Linked DNA regions of Homo sapiens: all the other regions are linked to region 1. Evidence: chromatin loops called from intact Hi-C (ENCODE). Cell type or tissue: adrenal gland. All regions are shown on one strand. Region 1 holds the start of ZNF536-AS1 (ZNF536 antisense RNA 1). Region 2 overlaps TSHZ3-AS1 (TSHZ3 antisense RNA 1). Region 3 has its middle 120 kb from the start of LINC01782.

What was found. Peaks named below come from ENCODE experiments on the same cell type or tissue, not always from the same donor. Only the 100,000 strongest peaks of a DNase experiment are listed, where the experiment ranks them.
Region 2: it touches region 1 in a loop (2.9-fold over the local background); 27 of 110 quality-filtered maps call a loop at or near these places.
Region 3: it touches region 1 in a loop (6-fold over the local background); 94 of 110 quality-filtered maps call a loop at or near these places.

Annotation. Positions count from the first base shown.
Region 1 is chr19:30,666,081-30,674,080 of GRCh38, reverse strand. ZNF536-AS1 (ZNF536 antisense RNA 1) reads left to right here and starts at 3,875. Exons shown (of 2, transcript XR_007067216.1): 1 at 3,875-5,500. It also overlaps a transcript of ZNF536 not described here. In adrenal gland, CTCF peaks have their summits at 4,467 (motif pointing left), 7,372 and 7,580 (motif pointing left); DNase peaks (open chromatin) are centred at 4,470 and 7,624; H3K27ac peaks cover 743 bases.
Region 2 is chr19:31,354,183-31,362,182 of GRCh38, reverse strand. The region is part of intron 1 of TSHZ3-AS1 (TSHZ3 antisense RNA 1); the gene reads right to left. Among named protein-coding and RNA genes, the nearest start is that of TSHZ3, 8.7 kb to the right of the region's middle. RefSeq lists an enhancer at 6,953-7,596. In adrenal gland, a CTCF peak has its summit at 4,975; a DNase peak (open chromatin) is centred at 4,959; H3K27me3 peaks cover 2,788 bases.
Region 3 is chr19:32,220,134-32,228,133 of GRCh38, reverse strand. No RefSeq gene overlaps it. Among named protein-coding and RNA genes, the nearest start is that of LINC01782, 120 kb to the right of the region's middle. RefSeq lists a silencer at 3,241-3,300. In adrenal gland, a CTCF peak has its summit at 3,319 (motif pointing right); a DNase peak (open chromatin) is centred at 3,343; H3K4me3 peaks cover 360 bases; H3K27me3 peaks cover 1,788 bases.

The sequences.
Region 1 (8,000 bases):
ATCAGTTCCACCAAAAGTTAATTTCTGTGATGAATGCAATATACTCAAACCCATAAATCTGACCATCTGAAGGATTCAAATGGGGAATTATTGACAGCTGATGGAACCCAAGTGCGGAGATGAAGCTGCTTTTCTCATCTGTCCATCTAAATGTTGGAATGTGTATTGATTAAAATATGACTCGCTACAGAACCCAACATAAATCTAAACTCTATTAGATTAACACTAGCATTCAATTAACATAAAATGACAACGTAGGAGAAAAAGGCTGTGTGTCGGTCACCAGTAATATTTTACCTATAAACATGGGGAACCTGACATCGGGACGTGCGTCCGTGCACGGTTTGGGGTGGTGGGCACGCATGTGAGAGTTAGGTTGGGATGTGTGCCCCAGAGGCAGGAAGAGGTGACGAGATAGCAGGCTTAGGGGCACTGCAGGCTTCAGCCACAGGAGGAGAAAAGGGTGGCTGTGGCTGGTTGGCTTGACTCTTTTACTATTGCTTTTATTTAAGATGTGCCTGGGTGGCCAGGGCCATGGTGCTGTGCGGGCGATGTATGTGCCAGTCCCGTGGCAGGCACAGGGCGGGAGACCCGTCTACAAAAGGAAAATCTGAGTCAGCTTCTCAGACACAGAGAGAATGTTTTCAGTGGGTTCAGGACCCCAGCGTGGAGCAATGAAGATTTCCCCCAGGGAGAGGAGAGCAGAGATTTGAAGATGAACTGAAAAAATTCATATTGGAATCTAGGCAGAGGAAGACCAAGCAGAAAAGTGATGAAACAACAGTGATGTCATGTGTGCCCCTGAAGGGCCAGGCGCTGTGCTTGGCTTCTGCTCAGATCTGTCACTATTTCATGTCTCATAGGTCACACAGATCATACAGATCACCCTGGAAGGGTCCTAGGCGGGCTGGAACAGCTGACAGTGCAGATGAGGAAACGGAGGCTCGGAGAGGCTCGATTCTCATGTGACAGGGGCACTGGAGTCCTCACCCATTCCCCTGGGCCATCTCCTGCAGGCTGTTTCCACATATGCCAAAGCATATGGGGCTTTCTGGCCAAGGGGGTTCTCCAGTCATGGGCTCTTATTGGATTAAAGGGCCAAAGGGTGAACACCCCAGGAATACACTCAACCAAGACAGGATAGGGGCTGGCTTATAAACACCGCAGCTTTCTTGAGGTTGTCCACATAGTTCCTCGGAGGGTCCCAGCAGGAATAAGACTCCATTTCCCACAGGGATCACCTGCTTCAAAACACGCCTACATCTGCTCCCCCCACTCCCTCCTTGTACTTCCTGGGATCTTCTCTCCCTCCTCCCAAAAAACTGCCTGTGCCTAAATCCTTATCTTAGGGTATGATTCTGGAAGATTCCAAGCAAAGGACTAAAGTCACAGAACTCATAAGTGGTAGCAGAGAATTTGATGTGTTTGTTTTTTAAACCAGGCTTCTCATCATTCTCCCCCATGCTCTTACTAACAGATTCTTGAGCTAGGATTGGAGAGGAATGGGATTAAAACATCACTACAAAGAAGATGGAGGTTTGCAGACCCCATCTTTCAGATTTGACCTTGTTTGCTGTATGGACCCTGAAATATGCTTTGCTGTGGAAATAATGCCCCTTTTGTAATTGGGTGCCCAGGCTAGCTCTCAAAGCCCTCTTAGCATCTGGTTTACATGTTCACCAATTCGCTATTTCAAACGCATGCATTCTAATGTAAAATATTGCATGTAAGGGTACCAACTTGGGAATGCCAGAAACACACCTGAGCAACGGCAGCCCTGGGGTGGTCACTTAAGTCTCTATAACATCAGCACAATTATGGCCCCTCTGCACACACAGACTCCTCCAGGGGATGGGGCACCCCAACTGGCAGATCATTTGTAAGAAGTTCTGAATTGCAGAATAAAAGGGGAAGCTATTTTCTGTCTGTCTGGGTTCAGTTTCTCTGGCCAAGTAATCTATCTTGTTTTGAATAAAATATTATAGCAAGGAAAAAGAAACGTTGAGATGGGAATCGGGTGACCCAAGTGAAGGCCTGGACGGCCCCAGTGAGTGACATAGCCTTGGCTGAGTGGGCCGGGTCCCAGGGCGGTGACCACGCTCCGTAAAGTCCTACTGAGAAAAGAACTCCTGGGTAGATGATGGGCCTGTCTTGATGCCTCAAGTCCAATGGCCACAGACCCTCCCAGAGATCCTTCCAGCTGTACCAGGACTAGAAGGACATTCTCAGGGATCTTGCCAAGCAAGGATCTTGGCAGCCTCCCAGGGTCGGAAGAATGCATTTTGAAATTGCAACCACCCAAGTTGAGGCTGTTTGTTCGTCACTGAACAAATGTCTGCTGAGTATCTATTTATACCTAGTGCTTCCTGAGATAGCGCAGGTGCTATAAACACTAGTTAGACATATCCCCATGTCACTGCAGACTGCCCGCCTCCTCCTCACCTCTGGTCACTGAGGAAGAGCCACCTCCCTCCAGTGAGGCTGTGCCCTCTCAGCACCTGGGGCCTCCACCCCTGCCCCGCTTCCCCTTCTCCTTCTCCCTCAGTTCTTCCTGCTCTGCACCCCTGAAGCCCCAGAGTCACTTGGATGAAGCCGCCATCATCTCTGCTGAGTTGACAAGGCCTCCGTGACCTGGCCACAGTCTCTCTCCAGGCCTGTCCCTGGTCACTGCTTCCACACCCTCTGCATTTGCTCTAGGACAGACCCTTCAGCTCCCCGGCTGGGCCAACCTTTCCAGTGATCATCACATGCTACTCCTTTGGCTGGGAAGCCCCCAACTATGTCACGGGCACCTAACAATTTCCTCCAGATTTCAGACTGGACACATGACCCCTTCCCCAATGTCAAGCCTGAACATGGGTCATTGATGATTTGCCTAAGGGCAACACCCATGCTGAGTTATACCCCCTAGGTACCTGTGGGCCTGCACCATGGCGATCCTCTGGCAGATAGGATAATGATGCATTCATCCTTGTTCCTCTAGGGCTTGTGGTGAGCCTCACATGCAGAAGCACGTGCGTGCATTGAGTGAACGGGAAAATGAAAGAATGATTGAATGAGAAAGAGAAGGGGAGGGGAGGAGTCTCAGGGGAAGCCTGAGGCTGGGCCCTAGGGATGGGCAGAATGGGGTGGGGAGAGGAGCCTGGATAGAGCAGCAGAATGTTCTTGGCCATGAAATGGGCAATCATTCATCCATTTGATAGAGTGGACAGAGTACCTTCTCTGTGCTCTCGCTGTTACAGCCTGGCAGGGATACAGCAGAGAGCCAGGCTCCCGGGCTGAAGGGATGGACCCGGGAATGGCTCCTGCCTTCAGAACCTGCCTGAAGGGCGTGGGCAACAGAGGCACCAAGGGGCCAGTCCGGAAAGGCGTCTCTGGGGAAGGAAGGCCTCTGTCTCTGTTCTCAGACTCCACGAGGAAGAGCCTGGGAAATGCCTCCCCCAACAAAACCAAATGAAACTCTCTTTGGACTTCGTAGTGAACAGTTCATTCCCCGAGACCCGTCTGCGGGGGAGCTCAGTGTCCAACCTGGCAAGGCCGAGAAGACAACGATGACAAGGACTATATTAACAGCCCGTGTTGAGTAGGTGCTTGCCATGGGCCGGGCATCCCACAGACAGCCTTCCTGGCATGGATTTTCTCATCTGATCTATAGGATCGTCCTACACAGGTGCAGTCATCGTGACCACGGATTTCACAGGCAGAACACCCAGCCCAAATGAATGCCACAGTTTTCCAAGGCCACTCAGCGAATGAGGGCAAAAGACGGGATTCGAACTCAGGCATGCTGATCCCAGTGCACTAAGCGAATGAGAAGCGGCGCAGGAGGGGAGGAGTCTCAGAGGAAGCCTGAGGCTGGGCCCTAGGGATGGGCGGGATGGGGAGGAGAGAGGAGCCTCAGGAATTCGTTCCCCCATTGCACTAAGCCTCCCACGTACCCCTCCTTCCGCCAGCTTCTGGCACCTAGCCACAAGACGCCATGCTGCGCCAGAGGCTAAGAAGCCCGTGAGTCCCGGGCCCGCCCTCTCCCACCTGGGCAGGATGAGGGGAAAGGGAAAAGCTGCTTTGGAGAGAGGCAGATGCAGGCGTGAGTCTGTGTGACTCTGGGCTCAGCTCTTTTGCCCACTTCGTTCTCTTCCCTCCTGTAGAAGCAGGAACAATCCAGTCCGCCCTAGTTCATAGAACTCCTCCAGCCTAGCACTCAGCAGACGCTCTATTCGTGCACATTGCCACAATGAATACGTCATTGAACAAAGCGGTTAACCTGAGGTCTTTTCTCCTTTAATTTTTTCCAACAATAGGAACAGTTTTTATTTCCATACTTGCTCCGAACACCCTGAGAGACAGCAAAATTGGGTGTTTGTCAGTTGGTGCCCTCTACCCCACGCAGCCCCCCTGCAAGCTTCTTTCAGGTTTTAGGGAAAGTGGAGCCTTGTCCTTCTGCGAGGATCGGGCGCCCTCTTGCGGCCATCTCGGGATTCCCGAAGTTCAGGTCCCCGCAGCAGGAGAGTGGGATTCTCCGGGGCTGAGGACAGGGAGGCCAAGGGACCCCTCCGCCTGCCTGCGGAAGTGGCCTGGCAGTCCCCTACTCTCCAGGAGCCTGTCCCTTCTTTCTTCATCAGGCTGGACACCGAGGCTGAGTCCCCGGGGAAGCTGACCACGGCCAGGCACCGCCTAAAGGGAGTGTGTGAGGGATGGGGGCCGCCCCTCCCGCAGGCACAGGACTCAGCCATCACAAATGCCAGTGGTCCTTGGAACACGTCTGCCCGGCTGAGCCTGCCAGATGCCCAGTTTAGGGAAGCGCGTGAGGAACAGAAATGGAGGAGACCCGACCAGACAAGAGGCAGTCTACCCAGCTGCAGGTCGTGTCATTTCCTCTCCAAAAACAGACAGGGAGCGCCAGCCGCCTGTGCATCGCCCCACTGTGGCATTGGGACAATTGCTCCTGCTGTCCCCTTCCCTCCAGGAATGATCTAGCTGGGCTCTAGGAAGCCTCCAGGACTGCCACATTCATAGTTCCAGGGGCAGGGGCCACCATGAGCACAATGCACCCAGGCGTGTGAGGGGGTCCCCCGACAACCCTTGCCCCCGCTGCCCACTCAGAGACCACCCTCGCTGAGCTGCTCCTCCGTGGCCTGGCCCTTCTAAACCTCTGGCTCCTTCTTCTGGGCATTTGGGGTATGGGATCCCTTTCCTAATTAACCAGAAACGCCCCAACCAGGCTTGGGCACACAGGTGGTCCTCAGGAATCGGAGCTGGCTTAGAGAAGGTGGAATGAGTTGGGAGCTCCTGTGATCACAGCAACAAACGACTTTTCCACCAGCCAAGAACTGGGCACCTCCCACGCGGCCCCTTCACATGGCCTCGAAGTGGGTGTGGCAAATATGACCCGCCTTATAGAGGAGACCTACACCGAGCCCCCAGGGAGCCATCAGCAGAGAGAGGCAGCGCAGAGGCTGGAGCCGACTTCCCCTCACCACAGATCTGGGTCAACTCTAAGGTAACAAACTTTGGTGGCTCCATCTTCACGGGTACCTGGGAGAGGCATAACAAGGGTCCCTCCTCAGTGTCCTTTGGGACTGCAGGGACCCTCAAATTGGCCGCCAAGATCCTGAGCTTTTAAGCTCCCAGAAGGCGCCCCCACACAAAAACTCAGACACACCAGGAAGCAACTGTAGCCTGGCCTGGGACAGGGTTAGCAGTGTATTAGGCAGAAAATTCTAGAAGGGGCCCCTGATTGGCCCAGGGATGCAGGACCTGTCCTAGCAAGCAAAAGAAAGTCAATCACACCCCCTCCCCTCAAACTCAAGGTCAGGAGCCCCCACTGTGGAATCTCTACATGGTGTAGAGTCTCCAGGGCAAATAAATATCTTAATTTTGCAAAAATTTATTTCCTGGAGAGAGAGAAAATGTGGCCAAGACCATCATCATGAACTAAAAATTTTTTTTCTAATATTACATTTAACATCCAAGAAGAATCCAGATAACTTGGAGCAGTTAGCACTTCTGAAGGGCACTCCAGTTATTTTAGAGCCAATTACATGCCATTTCGATAGAATTCCTTGAAAGGATAGTGCCCTGAGGACCTGGCTTCAAATCTAGCCCTGCCAATTACCAGCTGTGTGACCTTAGACAAGTTACTTAACCTCTCTGAGCCTGCGTTTCCCCATCGATGAAATGAGGCTAATAACAATGTATACCTTATAGGGTTTGACCTTCACAGCATAGTTCTTAGCACATTGCAAGCACTCAGGACATGCTGAGTGTATACTAACACTACTGCTCTGCTATTGTTATCTAGTACTGTAGTAAATAGGCTGGGAGCTGTTCATGTACTCTATATCCAAGACAACCTGACATGCTCTGGGCTTCCAGAGCAGGTAGGTCTTCATTTACTCTGGGAATCTGAAAAGGTGAGATTACCTCACTTCTCATTAATTAAAAAAAAAAAAAAAGCTAGAAAAAACTCTAGCTGAGAGAGTCTTCTGACATTGTTTTATACACAGTCATGGTCAGTCCCTTCAATTAACCTTGATCCAGGCCATTGGGGACACTTCGGCATTTCAGGTCTCCTAACCACCCACCTTCCCACTCACAGGCAGCTTCGGCATGGGGGAGGCCTCCCGGATGGACACAGAAAGCAGCTAACGCACACAGAGGGAGAGGCTGATAGCGTGGGAGGGTGCAGGTGCCCCCTCCCTGCACCCAAGGGCCAACCAGGCACTAACCCAGCTTTTCCACCAGGCAAGCCTGTGTGCAAGTCACCCCTGTTCTGCTACTGGGACAGGCGATTGCTCCTCTGAGCCTCAGTTTCCCCTTCTGTAAGCTGGGGATAATTACACCTGTTCAGGCGTGTAAATGAATTCAGATGGAGACAGTACCTGGTGCTCGGGAGGTCTACAGCACACAGCATGTGTTCAGTCATTAGTCCTCGGTGCTGTGCTACTGCGAGATGCTAACGAGGTTAGTTTAGACAAGAGGGCCCAGCTTACAGCACAGTTTGCATTCCTGGGAAAATTGGGTAGGGCAAGAGCTTACACCAAGGTAGGCCTGAGAACAGCTGCCCCAAGGGTCAGGCGATACTCAGCACCTTCCCCTGTGGCCCAGGAGACATGAGCCCAGGGTTACCACAACTTCTGACTTTTCCAGAAATTGCCTGATATGCTCTGTAAAATATCCTGGATTTTCAATGTGAATAAGTCTTTTAAAATATGCATACATACATACATACATATATATATATATATACACACACACACATATATACACATACATATATTTTACATATATATTTTTGAATATATATATTTTGTGTGTATATTTATATTATATATATACACACAGAGAAAACAAATAAAGCAATTAAAAGGTATTTCTGGGTCCCAGCTCTGAGGCAAGGGAAACTAGATCCGCGAGGTTTCCAGCTCCCGCCTTACCCCATGTGTGGGCTTCTGAGGATTCTGCTACCCCCAGAGCCCGGAGCTGTTCCTAGAACACCCCACCTTGAGGCTCAGAAAGCCCCCTCTCAAAGCCTAAACAGTAATAGAAATGTGGGTTCCACTTCTGTGCAGAGGCCGCCATCTACTGGTGGAAGGACGTGAGTGCAGCCAGTGCCTGCCGGGATCCCCAGCAGAGGATGGGAGGAGAGGGGAGAAAAGAGAGGAGGGAGTGGAAGGGAGGGAGGAGGCAGGGAAAGGGAGGGAGAAAAGAAGAGCGGACAGGAGGGAACGTGTCGGACCCGGCCAGCTTCTGATGTGAGAAGGAACCCAGCAGCAGGGCCTGAGCCACCTCATCAAAGATGAGAAGCAGCTCAAGCATCCTGAGTGATGGGAGACTGGGAGGCAGTGCACCTGCTGCTGGGAGGGCTGGGCCTAAGCTCAGAACCTCCTGGGAGACCAGGTGAGCCGTGATCAGCAAGCGAGCATGCACACGCATGTCTGTGGCATGTCTGCAGATAGGCACCTTCTGTCTAGATCAACCCTAAAGCAACAAACTTGGTG
Region 2 (8,000 bases), 690 kb before region 1:
TGAAGCCAGGAATGTGCAATGAATGACCCTAAATCATGCATTCTAGAGGATCTGGCCCCAAAGAGAGACTATCTGGATGGCTCTACAGAGTGGTCACAAGCTTTGCTTCGCTTCATTATCATTTAATCCAGCCAAAGGCCTGTTAAAGGCTTTTGCTTTTAAGTAAAACTTGTCTCCTTTTAAAAGTGCCAATTTTTGGTGCCCTGTAATCCCAGAACTTTGGGAAGCTGAGGCAGGTGGATCACTTGAAGTTAGGAGTTCGAGACCATCCTGGCCAACCTGTTGAAACCCTGTCTGTACTAAAAGTACAAAAATTAGCTGGGTGTGGTGGTGCATGCCTGCAATCCCAGCTATTCGGGAAGCTGAGGCAGAAGAAACGCTTGAACCCAGGAGGCAGAGGTGAGTGCAGTGAGCCGACATTGTGCCACTGTGCTTCACCCTGAGCAGCAGAGCAAGTCTCTGTCTAAGAAAAAAAAAAAAAGTACCAATTTTCTCTTTTAAGTTTAATAAGAGTGTTAATCTTATAGAGTTCTCTTACTCATTTTTTTACACAGTTTAGATCAGATTTGTTCTCTACATGAGTCTATAGAGACTTAAGGTGAGCTACTCTATCCAACTGTTCCTTATTTGCCCGGAGAGCCTTTATCTTAAAAACTCAGTCATCAGAGCAAGAAACATAGCAGACCACAACCCAATGCCTCTTGAATAAGTAAAAGTATTAACACATCTTCCAGAGTCCAGGCATAAACTTCATGCAGTTTCCTTGTAGAAAATACCTTCCTGCTCTTATTTGAGCCTATTAACTCTACTCTTATTTTAAATATAAATCTAACATGCTCAGCCATCTGTTTCCAAGAATACATCAGCTAAGGAAGGTAAAAGTGAAGAAGGACTGCTCTAGCCAGTGACAGTTAAAAAGCTCACACTGTGAAAGAAGAGAGAGGAAAAAAACCTCTCAATTCTCCTAAGCTTCTGGAGGCATTTATTGTAGAGACAGCAATGAAATGTTGAATTAGAAATTGACCCAACCCCTTCTGTAAGAAATCAGGAATAAGTACAGTGCACCATAAATAATTGCCATCAAATATTTAGCAAAATGTGTTCAAAAGAGTAAGTTTAATATCTATTTTCCTGCAAAGGATAAGTCATTTTGTGAGAAGGCTAAAAATGTCCATTGAATCCAAGTCCCAATGAGTATATGTGCATGCATAGATACAAATATGTAAATACATATGCACAAGTACATGTACCTGTACACAGACATATATGGGAAAATATTCACTTATTGTGCGTGTGGCCGGGGCGTTGGATCCCATTAAATAATTCTGGATTTGGTTGGAATTCACCCCGTTAGCTGAACAATTCCGGAACAACTGCATCCTCAGCACAAAATGACCTTTTCATCAAGTTACAAAACATTAAAGGTTAAAGGATGTTTGAAAGGAAGTTAATACTTTTAAAACATTGGGAGAATGGCCATCTTTTCAGAGATCTGACCAAAAATGTGAAGGAAGCATTGGACGGCCTTTCTGGCAGTTATTTGCGGGCGGGTGTCACACGTTTGCACTGCCTGCTCCTGCTGAAACCATGAATGAACCTACCTCCTTAGGAAATGAGATGAGATGGGCCTGTGCTCCGCATAGCACAGGAGCTCACGAGAGGACTCCTTAGCAGGCTGGTTCCTAATTGCAAGTTTGAAGTCACATTTCTTCCTCTCAAGAGTGGTGATGGCAAAGAGAGCAAATCAATGAGACTGTCAGATTTTCCCGCCTTCTATTTTCCATCTGACCTGGATGGTGCAAATTCCAGTCGCTACTAACAGGGAAAATAGAAATATCAGTCACCAGACCCCTTCCTCTAATGAGCTCACAGAAAGGCCCGGAAGAACCTGACTTATCAGCCCTGCAAATGCCCAATCTTCCCAGAAAGTCAGGTGGACTGCATGCTGCCTTCAGCCATTCTCTCCTGTCTTTCTTTTTCACCACATTCTAAGCACCTGCTTGTAATCTCAGGTGCATCCAGGCTCAGCCCAAATATAAGCCTTTATTTTCAGGGTGGTCTGGCCCTGTGGCCACCCTGCACACCAACTTAATGGGGTACCATTTATTGGACAACTAACATTCTTCACCAAGCTCTCTGCCAAGGCATGGACACACATAATCCCAGATGAGTCTCACAAGTGCCGTGGGAAGTAGACTCTACTGTGACTTGCCCACGGGCACACGGCTAGTGACACAATGCCTCTTTCAAACTCTGGTCTGACTCTGAAAGCTTCCAGAATGTAGTCCCAAAAACCCATGGGTTCAAGGGGCATCTCTATTTCTCTATTTTTTGTTTTTTTGAGACAGGGTCTCACTCTGTTGCCCAGACTGGAGTGCAGTGGCACTATCTCGGCTCACTACAGCCTCAACCTCCCAGGCTCAAGCGATCCTCCTGCCTCAGCCTCCCAAGTAGCTGAGATTACAGGTGCATGCCACCATGCCCAGCTAATTTTTGTATTTTTTGTGGAGAGAGGGTTTTGTCATGTCACCCAGGCTGGTCTCAAACTCCTGGACTCAAGTGATCTGCCTGCCGCAGCCTCCCAAAGTGCTGGGATTACAGGCATGAGCCACCACAGGGTCCATCCAAGGCATCTCCAATTTTGATGGAAGGTTTCCACAATGAATTCCTACTTGGTGTTTAAGATGGAGAAAGCTGTCCTGTTTTAGAGATGGAGACAAGGTTCAAAGAGAGGGAGTGACCTGCTCAGGCTCACTGGGTTACTTATGGGCCAGAGGCTCAGCACCACAGTTGGAGCTTGCATTCCCCCGCAAGGTACCGCTTGCTGCACATATATCCATCTGCGGGGCACACCCACTGTGGGTGTGATCCTTACAGTTACTCACTGATACCTATCTCCTCAGATAAACTGACTAGCTTCACTCTCTTGGTCCTTCACCTGTCATTTACTTCCTCATTCACCGTGCACAGTTCAGCTGAGATAGGACTGTATGCACAGCTGGATGACAGCCAGCCTTCTACTTCTTTCCTGCTTTCACTGCTTACCTTCTTGTCCCTATATGGGCTCTAGATACAGCATCCTCAAGGTGGAGAAAGAGAGAGAGAGAGAAAGAGAGAGGCTTGCATTTCTGCACATTCTAGACAGGAGTGACTCTTTAACGAATTTCACTGTTGGAGGAAGACTCTGGTCCATTTTCAAGTCTCAGGTGAGGCCTGAGGATGGGGAGGAGGAAGGAGGGCTCCCGGGTTTCCAAGATAGGTTTCCCTGCCCTGTCGTATAAGTTGACTCAGCCATCTAGGAAGGGTCCTACTCCTTCCTTAGGCCTCCTCCTGATGGGAACCCCACCCCAGGTCCTAAAATCAGCCAGGATGGAAGATTCTCTTAGAAAGTAGAGAGGCCCCTTTTGTACCTCTGCCACCAGCTGTTTACCCCATGCATTCCCATCAAGACTGGGGCCAGACCCTCTTCTCTTCAGCCAACACACTCCTCAAAACTCCAAACGATATAAAAGCCTTCTTAGGAATTAACATCCTTTGGGCAACATACTTTGAAACTATTGATAATATATATAAGGTGATTGAGAGTAAAAATTCACTCTCTCACACATGTGTGTTCAGCACCTACTCTTTCCGCTGTGTGTATTTACACACAGTTAGTGAGCCAGCCTGGGCCAGGCTCTGAGTGGTCCTATCCCCAGGTTCTCCTTGGTGAATGGGCAGGGGAGACTGGCTGCAGATGAATGACTTGCTTTGACTATGTCTGGGGAAGAGGTACTGAGAGGGCTGCTGACTGGAGTGCCGACCACCTCCCGCAGACCCTTTTGGCTGGTAACAGAGATGGGGATCGAGCATTCCCAGAGATAGCTAGGAACCAACTCCAAGCCCTGCTGAGCTGGAGAAAGAACAAGGTGTTCAGCATCCCACAGCAGAGTAAAGAAAAGCAACTGCACTTCTAAAAATTCTGCTTTAAAGGCAAGTCCATGTGGTGCTACAGTAGCTCTAACAGGCACAGCCTAGGGATCTGGCATGGGATGGAATATGGGGTGGGGGAAGGGAAGAGATGATCAGCGGACAAGAGACATCCACTGTTCTTTGGCTCCCATGCAAAAGTCCCCGTTGAGTCAGGACCTCCAGGAAGAGCTGGGCCTGGTTCTGGTGGAGTCAGAAGTGGTCTCATCACCGAGCCAATCTCCCCCATGTGAATCTGCCCTATCTTCCTGGCTGAGCACCTACCTAACCATGGCCAGCGCCTTATGCCTTATGTATATCCCTTTTTGCCCCCTCACTGGAGCTGCCTTGAGGCCTGGGTGCTTCTTCCAGAAAGCATTTTCCCAGGTGAGAAGTTCTGCCGTCTGAAGCCAGCCTCCAGGCACTGCCTGCCCCTGCCTAGGCTCCCACAGCTTACCCAAGGTTTGGGGCTCCAGGCAGGGTGCCCTCCAGAGTGCCCTGGCCTGTGAGGGTGCAGGGTCGTTGGCTCAGGGCAAGATGGAAAGTTTGATATATCTGCTCCACCATTTCATTATCAGAGGGCCTTTGGGAAAGCTGGCCATGTGGTCTGCGGTGGGCAAGAATCTTGTCTTAAAGCTAAGTCAACAAGAGCAAATACACGTTTTTAACTTAAGTGATGGGTTTGTTAGGGGAACCTAGAGAAGGTGGTTGGGCGAAGGAGGCTGGAGCCTTTCTGAAACCCCTCCTTGGGGTCACCATCCACTTCTGCAATCCATCAACACTTTTAAGGGCAAGAGGCATGCGGAGACGCTGCTGTACGCCTAGTCAACGAGGCCAGCCGGAAAGCCTCCTGGGGCCGCGAAGCACCACCCAGACCCCACCATCACCCCTCCCAAACCCCCTTGCATCCCAAACCCCCAACCCCCCATCTCGTCTTTTGGGCCAGAGCGGCCGCCCGCGCTGTCCCGCCTCCAGAGGGCGCTGACGGAGAGGTGGTAGCGCCCGCTCCCGCCGCCGCGCCAAGGGGCAGCCCCAGGGACTCCACCCCTACTACCGCCACCCAGCCTAATTTGAATATTTCATTGGCTGCCGCCAGTCTGGTCAATTTATCATGCAAATGTGGGTGCCCTCCGCGCCAGAGAGGAGCCATCGCCCGCGCAGGAAAGCGGCGCCCGATTGGTGGCCGAGACAGCGGCATTTGTAATATTTTTCTTTGGGCATTAGAGTCATTTACCAATGCCATCCCCGCAACTCCAGGCACTGAATCACAAGCCACTTAAAGGGTTTTATTGGCAGCTTCGAAACTTCTTAACATGCTCTTTTATTTCAAACCAAGTGTCAACCTATTTCTGACCTCCCTCCCTTCCCCTCACCTAAAAAAGCTGCAAAAAACTCCAAACTACTTTGTTCCCTCACTATTTGCACGCGGTAACAGCCTCCGTCTTGCCACAGGTAGAAGGACTGGACCTGTTTGGGGCTAGCACTTGGTAGACCTTAAATAAATAACCTTTGAGAAGTCTTATAAAGGTGGAGGAGGGACTGTTGGAAGAGAGGCACACAAAAAGAAAACAGAAAAAGAAACGAAGAAAGAAATGGGGAAAAGAGAAGAGGCGGCAGAAAAGGGAGAAGGCAGAATTTAGGACTGCTCTGCAAAGGAGGAAAATCTTGGTGTTATCAAAGCCCTGGAGATCAGAGACTACCTGCATGCTATATTATCTAACCCTTCGGGCCACCATGTCCCCAGTCACCCTGGCCCTCCTATTGCCGAACTAAGGTGATATCCATCAAATTTCAAGAAACAAAAACGTGAAAGAATGAGGCCCCCAGAGTGTTGTCCCTCTCTTTTGTACCTGCCCTGCAGAAACTTAGGCTCCGTCTTCCCCGTTTGTAAATTGTAAATTTAGGGACAAACACAAAACCCTAACGTTGAAGACAGAGGAGAAAAGCAATGTAGGAAAGAAGAACTGGGAAACGTGATTATTCCTGGTCTTGCAAATTCCCTGGCCAGTTAATGAGGTCACCAGCCTCAGAAAGCTGGGCTATCTGGTCGGCTAAGACCTGGTGGAATCCTCCTCCTTCAGGATTCCAGCATTCAAAGAGCTGGGGTTCAGAGCCGCATCAGGTTGCCCACGTAATGATTCAGATACCTGCAGTGCGGGGCAGCTGGCGCAACCACACGGGAAGAGTTGGGCACCCCTGAGCTACAACTAGCAAATAGCTGCTCGCTCCCGACCAGGGGTGAGCCCCTAGGTGGCTGCAGCTATCTCTAGTGTAGGGATCCCCCCACCCTTATTTTTAGCTCTGCTTAAATGGTTTCCAAAAATCCATTTCACCCAAAGTGGGGTGGCGGTGGGGGTGGGGGTAAACCACGCCACGCTGCAGCGAGGAATTCGTGAAATTCCCAGCGCAACCCAAGTCGACGCGTGGGATTTGATAAAAGGGCATTTCGCCTGGAGTTAAGCGCTCCAAACTGAGTTTAATGTGCATCTGTCCTCCTTAGACTGAAATACAAAGACGTTTTATTTTCTTTATTTAATCTTCGCTCTCCTAAAAAAAAAGTTTTTGAAAGTTCCGTAGATGATTGAACGAAAGAGAATGAAGGAAGAAAGAGGTATCTGAAGATGTGAGACTCAGAGCACTGGAAAGCTTGGGGAGAGGGGAGGGAGCAGAAAATCGCCATCTCCTGTCTTGGGAAACCCGAGAAAGTGGCCGCTATGACTCACAGGACCAGAAGGTGGGTTTCTAGGCAGACCTGGTTTCCCTCTCCCCACACGCCTGTGATAACCGTACTCCTTCCTTCCTTCCCTCCCTCTTTTAGGTGTATTGTTAAGTGGGTCTTTTTTTTTAAGGTGTTTATAACTGCCTGGAAATCCTAAATCGGAAAAAATGAGGCATTGGAGAGGGGGACCTGCAGGCTGTGGCTTCCTAGACCAGGTCGGCTTCCACCCCAAGTTCTCCCGAATCGAGTGGTGCCCAGGAGTTAAGGGTGGGCCAGACAGGGGCACCAGCTTCCACCCTGCTCTGCCCTGGCCCCGGCCCCGGCCCCGCACACTCAGGCATCAAAGCTGCCCCGGGAAGAAGATCGAAGGCCCCTTTGCCTTTCAGTCAGGCGGTCCTCGTGGAAAACGGCAGCGGCATGCAGTGGACACAGTCTGCAAAGTTGAGCTACATCTCTGTGCCCCAAGCCACAAGAAATTTACGAAGTAGCAAGCTATGCCTGGTTGGAGGAGGGCTGGGAGTGCGTACTCTGGTGTGACAATGCGTGTGTGTGCGCCTGTTTTGGGAGTCGGGGAGGCACTTCACCTCCCCCAAACCAATTCTTGACCTTGGGCCAAGAGAAGCCCCCTACTTCTCTCCAAAGATTGTACTCCCACCCCCAGCTCCCATCCAGGCACACCTGACTCAGCTCTCCTGAGGCCCCACAGAAGTGGTATTAATATACTCTTCTGATTTTCGAAGGTTTATTTCACGTCAAAACTGGAAAAGTTCTTGGGAGAATTTACAGACAAAACATCTGGTTCGTTAAAACAAAGCTACCGGTAAAAGAGAAACAAACTTCGCCGCCGTGTAAATGCACTTTTAGCAAACAATTTACCACCTGGCGAGGGCCAGGGTCCCTATCCTTCCTGCTTGGGCAGGGGCTGAGATTCCGGGGCCCAATTCCTGGTTCAGGTGTGCAGGTGGCAAGCTTCCCTGAACCCAAGGCACCTCCTCGACACTGCCTAGCCCAGAATGTGGTGTGGGGAGGCGTGAGGAAGGCGAAAAACCCATATGCCAGCATTCCAGGTGAGTGCAGGCAGGAGGGCACCCACCTGGTGCCTCTCTCCCCTGGTGCTGCCCAGCCCTGGGCTCCCTAAAAGCCTACACCTTGGGCAAATGCCCTCACACTTTGAAAGGGGGTACAGCCTCCCAGAGGGTACTACTCAGAGTGCCCAGTCCCTCCAGGTGGCCCAAGCCTCCCTCCGAGAACCTCTCCAACATCAAGGCTTAAGCCCTGGGTGCCTGGGACCTGAGCCCACTCTAGCTCCTCATCTTGTAATGGTAGCTTTGAA
Region 3 (8,000 bases), 1.6 Mb before region 1:
GTTGCTTACTCAGTTAGCAAGTGTGAACCGCCAGTGCCGCCAGGTTCCCCGCACCAGGCCACTCCAGGCCAGGCACAGCTCGTGCAGTGACCTCCTGAATCGGCCTCCCTGCTGCAGTTCTGGCACACTGGGTTCCATTCTCAACCGGGAGCTGGCGATATCCTGGGAAAATGAAATCAGGTCTCGTCGCTCTCACGCACAAAGTCTCCAACGGCTCCCATCATACACAAAAGAAAATCCACACTCCCTCCTGTGCCCCAGAAGGTTCTCTGGGCTCTTGCCACCTGTCCCCTCCCCTACGCCTCTCCTTCGCCTTCTCCTTTTCAGCCACACGGGGCTCCGCGCAACTGTTCCGCAGGCACACCAAGCCCCTCCCCTCCTCGGGCCTTCGCCTCGGCTGTTCCCTCTGCGGGGAAATGCTTGTCCCAGATTCACAGGTGACTCGCTGCTCACCACACTCAGGTCTCCTCACCGTCACCTCCTCTGAGTGGCCCTCCCGGAACCCCTCCCTAGCATAGCTCCTTCCCCAGCCGGTCGGTGACCCTCGCCCTGCTTCCCTCCACAGCAGGCCATGGAACATCCCCACGGGGCTGCTTTCTTGGTTTGTTCCTTTTCAGTTTTCCTAACCGTGGAGCTTATCGACTGCTCTACAAGGGCAGGGCTTTGTCTTGTTTACAGCTGTTGCCAGGCTTGAACGTGCTTTGCTCTGAATGTGTGTTTTGAGAGTATTGGATTTAAAAAATGAGCAAATGAATGAGCATTGTCTTTTTTTTTCTTTACTTTTTTTTTGGTAGAATGGAGGCTGGTCTCGAACTCCTGGCCTCATGTGATCCTCCCGCTTTGGCCTCCCACAGTGCTGGGATTACAGGCATGAGCCCCCTTTGCCTGGCCTGAACAAACACTCTCAAGTAATGCTGGTGGGAACGTAAAATACAATATTTCTAGAAAACCACTAAAACTATTTTTCTTCTAAACAATTGATAAAAAATTGTTAAATATATAAAGAAAAAAGAATATTAAAGCAGCCAAAAGAATATTAAAAATTACTTGTAGTCCACCTGCCATTATTATTATTTAAAGGAATACCTTATAGGTTTTTTTTTCCTATGTGTGTAGAAAGCATGGTTACAATGTAACTTGCTTTTTGCTATAAAGCAGTATTTTATGAGACCTTCTTGAATATTAAATGTTAAGACATCCTTAAATGTTAATTTCTACAACATTACTATTGAGGACTTGATTGTATTATCTTATGATATTATATAATCTATGTAAAATCTGGTTGCCTATTGTTGGACATTTGGTTTGTTTCTGATAGCAATGAACAATCTTACAGGTGAATCTTTGTACATACCCATGATAGATTCCTTTGGAAGTAGAATCTTTGGGTCACGTGTTGTAAGAATTTTGATCATATTGTGAAATTACCCTTTATAAAGTTTACCAGTTACCTGATTTACCCTATCACCTGTGGTGTTGAAAGGATTCGTTTATCCATCCTTGACAATACAATCATTGTTTTTGTGTTTATCAATATAGGGACAAAATTTTCTCATTTTTGTTTTAATTTGCATGTCTTTTGATTATTAATAAGACTAAACATCTTTTATATGTCTATCATTTGTATTTCTTTTGGTGAATTGCTATTCATGTCCCCAATTCTATTGAAGTATTTGTCTGTTCTTCATTTGTGAGAAAGCTCTACACACCTGGGGCATTAACCTTCTTTCTGTTATGTATATTGAAAGTGTTTTTTTCTCCTAGTGTTGGTTTACCTTTCAATTTCAAAATTATATTTTTCACATGTGGGTATTTTAAATTTGTGCACCTCAAATCTGGGCATTTTAAAGTTTTTAGCTTCTGCCTTTGCAATTGGACTTAGAACTTCTCTATTACCATATATGTAAATATCACTTTTATAGTTTCACTTAAAAATTTAAATCTTTAATCCTTATAGCATTCATTTGAATATGTGGTATGAGGTAGGACACTAACTTTTCTTGTTTTCTGAATGAGTGGCAGATTGTACCTATAACTTCATCAATCAGCCATCCTTTTCCCACTGATATAAAATGGCTTTATGTTAAAATGTAAGTTATTGCCTATTTGCTCCCTTTTGTGCTCTCTATTTTGTGCTTCACTGTTTAAATTATTGTAGCTTTCTGTGATATATGTTAATATCTTTGTTGAGGAAGTCTCCTCTCTTTTTTCACAAACATGTTTTTTGGAGATTTTTCCTTATTTACTCTTTCACATGGAATTTGGAATCAATGTGACAAAATATCAAAAAAGCTTTGATGGAATTTTTATTGGCCTTGCATTCAAGTGAAAGATGAGATGAGTGGGGACTGATATGTTGGTGATACAGTTTTTCTGACCACTCATTTGAGCACTATTTTATATTCACTCATCATTTTAAATAATATTCTCCACATAGGTATTATACATCTAGAAAATAGTAATGCTACTAAGAGCTTTAAAAATGTTAATTCTCAGCTGGGCGCAGTGGCTCACACCTGTAATCCGAGCACTTTGGGAGACTGAGATGGGCAGATCACCTGAGGTCAGGAGTTCGAGACCAACCTGGCTAACACAGTGAAACCCCGTCTCTACTAACAATACAAAAATTAGTCGGGTGTGGTGGTGCGTGCCTGTAGTCCCAGCTACTGAGGGGGCTGAGGCAGGGGAATTGCTTGAGCCAGGGAGGCGAATGTTGCAGTGAGCCGAGATTGCTCCACTGCACTCCAGCCTGGGGCATGGAGCCAGAATCCATTAAAAAAAAAGTTAATTTCTTTTCATTTAATAATTCTGCCTTTATTGATGGATCTTAACAATATAAACAAAAGTTTCTGAATAGAGGTTTCAGTTATAGCATTATGCACAAGGATGAAAACATTAGAAACTCTTTAAATGAGCAATTGGGAGATGGTTCAGTAACTTTTGGTGCAGTCCCAAGTTGAAATATTACACAGCCCCTAAAAAGATATCTGTGAGGCTATCTTGTGTGACAATAACTTTCGTTTAAGTGATACCTAGGAAATCAAGGTTTAATATTGTAGGAAAAGCTTTGTATTTCATAGGTACACAGAAGACATCGTAGAATGCACATAAAGACTGGAGATAATTGTACGAAAACGTTAATAAGAGCGGTTATCTCTGGAAGAGAGGTTATGATGAACAAAAATGATTATTTTAAATATGGGAGCTCTCTGTCCTTTCGAATGTCCCTGTAATTTGCACGCACATTGAGCGAAGGGCGCAAAGCGAACATTGGCGGGCAGCGAGCGGGCGGGAGAGCCGGGCGGTGGGGCCGGTGCAGTCCCGCGCGCGGCCGGAGGGTGGCAGTGTCCGCTCGCAGACCCGTGGCGAGCGGCCTGCTGACCTCTGTCGGCCTCGGCCGCCTCCGGTTTATCACCGATCGCAAGAGCGGAATGAACATATTTACTTGTGTTTTGCTTTCCACTTATAATATCTAGTGGCATGGGAGGGAAATGAAAACAATTGTTCATAGGGGAAATTTATGAGCTTCATCTGGCTGCGTGATTTCCGCAGTTGCCCCGCCGCCGCCCGGGGACTCGGTTGCCTTCTGCATCCTCGGGCGAGCAGGAATGCGCTTTTCCAGCTGCCAGGGCGGCCCGGCGGGGCCCTCGGAGCGGGTTTTGGTGGCAGCTGCCTCGCAGAAGCAGAACTTGGCAGGCTCCCTTTCCTTCCCCTTGAGTTTGAGAAGGGCCCCAGGTTCCCTGTTTTCGGGGTGTCAGGGTGCTCCTGGGTTCATGCTGCGCTCCCCGGGGGTCCGGATGAGCCAGCGTTTCTTGACAATCCAGGGATGTCCCTAAAACGCGGTCCCCTTGTTGGACTAGGGTGGGGCAGGGCTCTGCGGACCTTCAGACCCTCGGGAAGGCCTCTCCCGGGTCATGGTAGCGGGTGGAGGGTGGGGGCAAGTCCCTTCCCCTGCGATGCCAGCTGCATCCTGGGACCTGGGGTCTCATTTCCAGAACAGGGGCGGGGACCCCACGAAAGGGACGCCTGAGGGCTGAGGGTTTTGCTGGAGCTGCCTGTCTTTAGAAAAGGGCAGGAGATGGGGGAGCTTCTATCCCTTTCCAACCCGGCTGAAAGCAGGGCCCCTGGCTTAGCGCGATTGGACCGCAGGTGCTTGCTGGGATGGAGGAGACGAGGGGGAGACCTGTGGTGTCTTCAGACGCCTGGGGCCTCAGGCTCACAGCACTTGCTCCTGGGAACCTACCCTGCCTGAAGCTCAGCCCTAGGCAGGAACTTTCTTCTGGAACTGAACCGTTATGTCACCCTGATGAACGGCTCCCTCCCAGGCTGTGGACTGTGCCGTGCCCAGCCTAGGCAGAGAGCAGGCTGGGGGCTTACCCTCCCGGTGTGAGCTGTGCCTAAAGAGGGGAAGCCAGGCCCACTCTAGCAGGTGCCAGGAGCGTAGAAGAAGCGAGATATTAAAACCACAAACCGCAGCGACTGCCAGGAACACACTGCAAGTGGGCTTTGATATGGAGACTCATGTCATTGGATGCACGTCAGGGCATGTATGTGTGTGTTTTTGTGGGGTGCTGATCATCTTTATATTAGGAAGAGCTGTTCATGGTTATAATGGATCTAGGATTCTCCCTTCTTTCTTTCTTTTTCCTTCCTTCCTTCCATCCTCTCTTTCTTCCTCTCCCTTTTTTTCTCCTTCCTTCCCGCTTCCCTCCCTCCTTCCCTCTATCCTTCCTTCTACCCTCCTTTAATCCCTTCCTCCTTCCTTCTTTCCTTTTTCTCTCTTTTTTCTTCCCTTCTTCCTTCCCTCTCTCCTCCCTTGCTCTTCTTTCTGTTTTCCTCCATCCTTCCTCCCTCCCTCCTTCCTTGCTTTCTTTCTCTCTTCTCTCCCTTCCTCCCCCTCTTTTCTCTCTTTCTCACTTTCTTTCTCTTTTTTTCATTCATTCTTCCTCTCTCTTTCCCTCCCTTTCTCCTCCTCTTTTCTCTTTCTTTCTCTTTTTTTAAAATTCATTCTTCCTCTGTCTTTCTCCTCCTCCTTCCCTTCTTCTTTATTTCCTTCTCTTTTTCCTTCCCTCCCTTCTTCCTTCCCACCCTCCCTCCCTTCCTTTCCCAGCTTGGGGGAGGTTTCCTTGAAGTGGGTCTTTGTGCCCGTGGGATTCTAGGAAGCCAAAGTGCACAGGGTCCTTGCTCCCTGGCCTCACAGCCACCTCTTAGCCAGGACTGCTCTAGCTCTCTGCCTGCAGGGATGTGCCAGGATGCTGCTGCTGCCGGGAGCAGTGTCAGGGTCACTTTGGAGGAAGTGACCCCCTGGCCCTACCTGTTCCAGGCAGACAGGTGAGCCTTTGGTGCCAATCAGCCGGCTTGGTGGGACTAAATTGCCCTGGGGCCACCTCAGCCTTTCCCAGGGACCGAGGTTCACTTCGTCTAGGACTGGTTTCCTCTAAGTGATGTTTACTCTGGCAGAAACATGAGAAGGGGAAACTGGTTCACTCTCTGTCTTGGAGAGACTATTTAAAGAACCTGTGCAATTGCTGGTGAGGACCTGGGCTTTGCATGTGCCAGAGCTGGTAGGTTGGTTCTTTGGGGTCTCTGGCCCACGGGACCCTTCCTAGGCTCATTACAATCCACCATGTTTCCCCAGCAGCCTTACAATCGAATTACTCAAAATTGCACTGCTTTATTGCATACAGCTCAACTCCAAGACAAGCAAAGGCCCAGATAATGAACAATTATTTATGACAAATTATTACCTTTACATATAAGATTAACAATTTCTATTAAGCTCAGTATAGGTGACAACCTCTCTTAGAAAAATGTGTGTGCAGTTCAGCAAGTGCCAGCTTGAAGGTGAGGTATGGAGGGTGCTGCGTTTGTGGGTGCACCTGCTGGCTGTTCCGGAGGGTGTATTCCAGGCCAAGGGGAGCCCTTGGCTGATGGGCATGAGCTGTCAGGCCACTCTTTCTCCCAAAGGCAGCCATGTTCCCGTCTCAGCTTGGAGGCTGGCAGTTTTGATGGGGCTTCCAGCTTTCTTCATCTCCTTTTGAATGTATAATAATGAAAGCACTAAAGAATGTGAAATGTTTCTTTAATTGCATTTAAGGTTAAAAAATTCTGTTTTGTTTGAAACTGAACTTAACTTTTAAAATTATTTATGGACTCAATAACGTATGTTTGGGTTATTGAACCCTGTCTCCATGCTTGCTTTTGTGACTAGAATCCTCTCCCAGCTAATTATAACATACAGTATTTTCCCAGCAGTCTTACAATCAAATTATTCAAAATTGCATTTCTTTATTGCATATTGCTAGAACCCAAGACAAGCAAACATCAAGATAATAAACAATTATTTATTGCAAATTATTACCTAATATATAAGATTAACAGTTTGTAACTATTAAGATTAATACATGTGGTAAACTGTATTTATTATACTTATTTCGTAGCAAATATCTTTGTATAAAACATATGTTTATGTATTGCAATTAATGAGAAAAAGTGTAAGATTAACAATTTATGTTGGGTTTTGTTTTTAGATTTATGCACACTGTAAAACTTATTTATTGCACTTATTAAAAGTATTTAATGATGGACTTTTAGATGCTATATTTTTAATGTGCAAATATAAACTAAAGGAGTATTAAATTACAAAATAGAAAATTATAACTGAAGTCAAAGAATGTAACTATTTTCTGCTATAAATCTGCTTTAAAAAGATCATCACTGGAATTACCGAATCTTTAAATAGTGGCCTTATAGTGCATAATGAGTTTCAATGAGTTATCCTTTGAAAGGCTTTTTTCATCATTAAAGCTAAACTCAACATCTTGCTCTTAAAGATAAATGTAGCTAACAGCATAAACACTGGAATCATTCCATTTTATGACGAGAAGTTGAAGTAACATTGGAGAGAAGAGAAACCCGGCCCGATCGTGTTCCGTGAAGGTGAAGAAACAGGACTGGCTGGAAGACAGAGAGAGGCCGGGAACCAGTGGCAATTTAGCTGAGATGCGAGCTGCAGGCTGGGGCCTGAAGGGGGAAAGTCTGTATCTTTGCCGCCCTGGCTTGCCTTCTGCCATGGGGACAGCCACAGGTGTAACCACAGTTTCTTAGCCATAGAATTACAAAATTAGAAAATGTAATATACAAAGGTGGCAATGCTCAGACTATTAAAATAGAAATAAAATCAACAGAGTTCCCAGTCCTGAACATTCCCTGCCTTGCCAGGGTTCAGAGGCCCCAGGTGTGTGGCCAGGCTGGGAGGGGTATTCTAGAAGGCTGTCAGAGCAGAAACCCCTTGGAAAAACCTGCCCACATTTTGGGTCATCTATTTACAATAATATTGTAGAGGCCGGGCGCAGTGACTCACGCCTCTAATCCCAGGACTTTGGGAGGCTGAGGTGGGCGGATCATGAGGTCAGGAGATCGAGACCATCCTGGCTAACACGAAGAAACCCCATCTCTACTAAAAATACAAAAAATTAGCCGGGCGTGGTGGCAGGTGCCTGTAGTCCCAGCTACTTGGGAGGCTGAGGCAGGTGAATGGCGTGAACCCGGGAGGCGGAGCTTGCAGTGAGTGGAGATCTCGCCATTGCACTCCAGCCTGGGTGACAGAGCGAGACTCTGTCTCAGAAAAAAAAAAAAAAAGTATAAAAACAAGTAATGATAATTAGTAATTCCTGGGTTTCCTCTGGAGAAAATTCTCCCCTAGCCTAGGGTTGGGTGTGTCCTGTTGCAAAGATGAAGCATCACTCCAGTATAGCAATGTGTCCCATCTGTGCCCCTGGCTGGTGGCCCATCCCCTGACTTGTGAAAGTACATTGTCTCCAGCAGCTGAGGCTTGAGTTCTGAATTAGAGGTCTTGTCTAACCCCAGTTGCCTGTGGATCTCCCAAGAAGCTGGGGACAAAGTTTGAGCACAGCTTGAGCCAGATAGTACAGACCTCAGAACGGAGGTCTTTGTGCAGCACCTGTGGACCACTCTTGTTCCTCTGACCTATGGGCAAG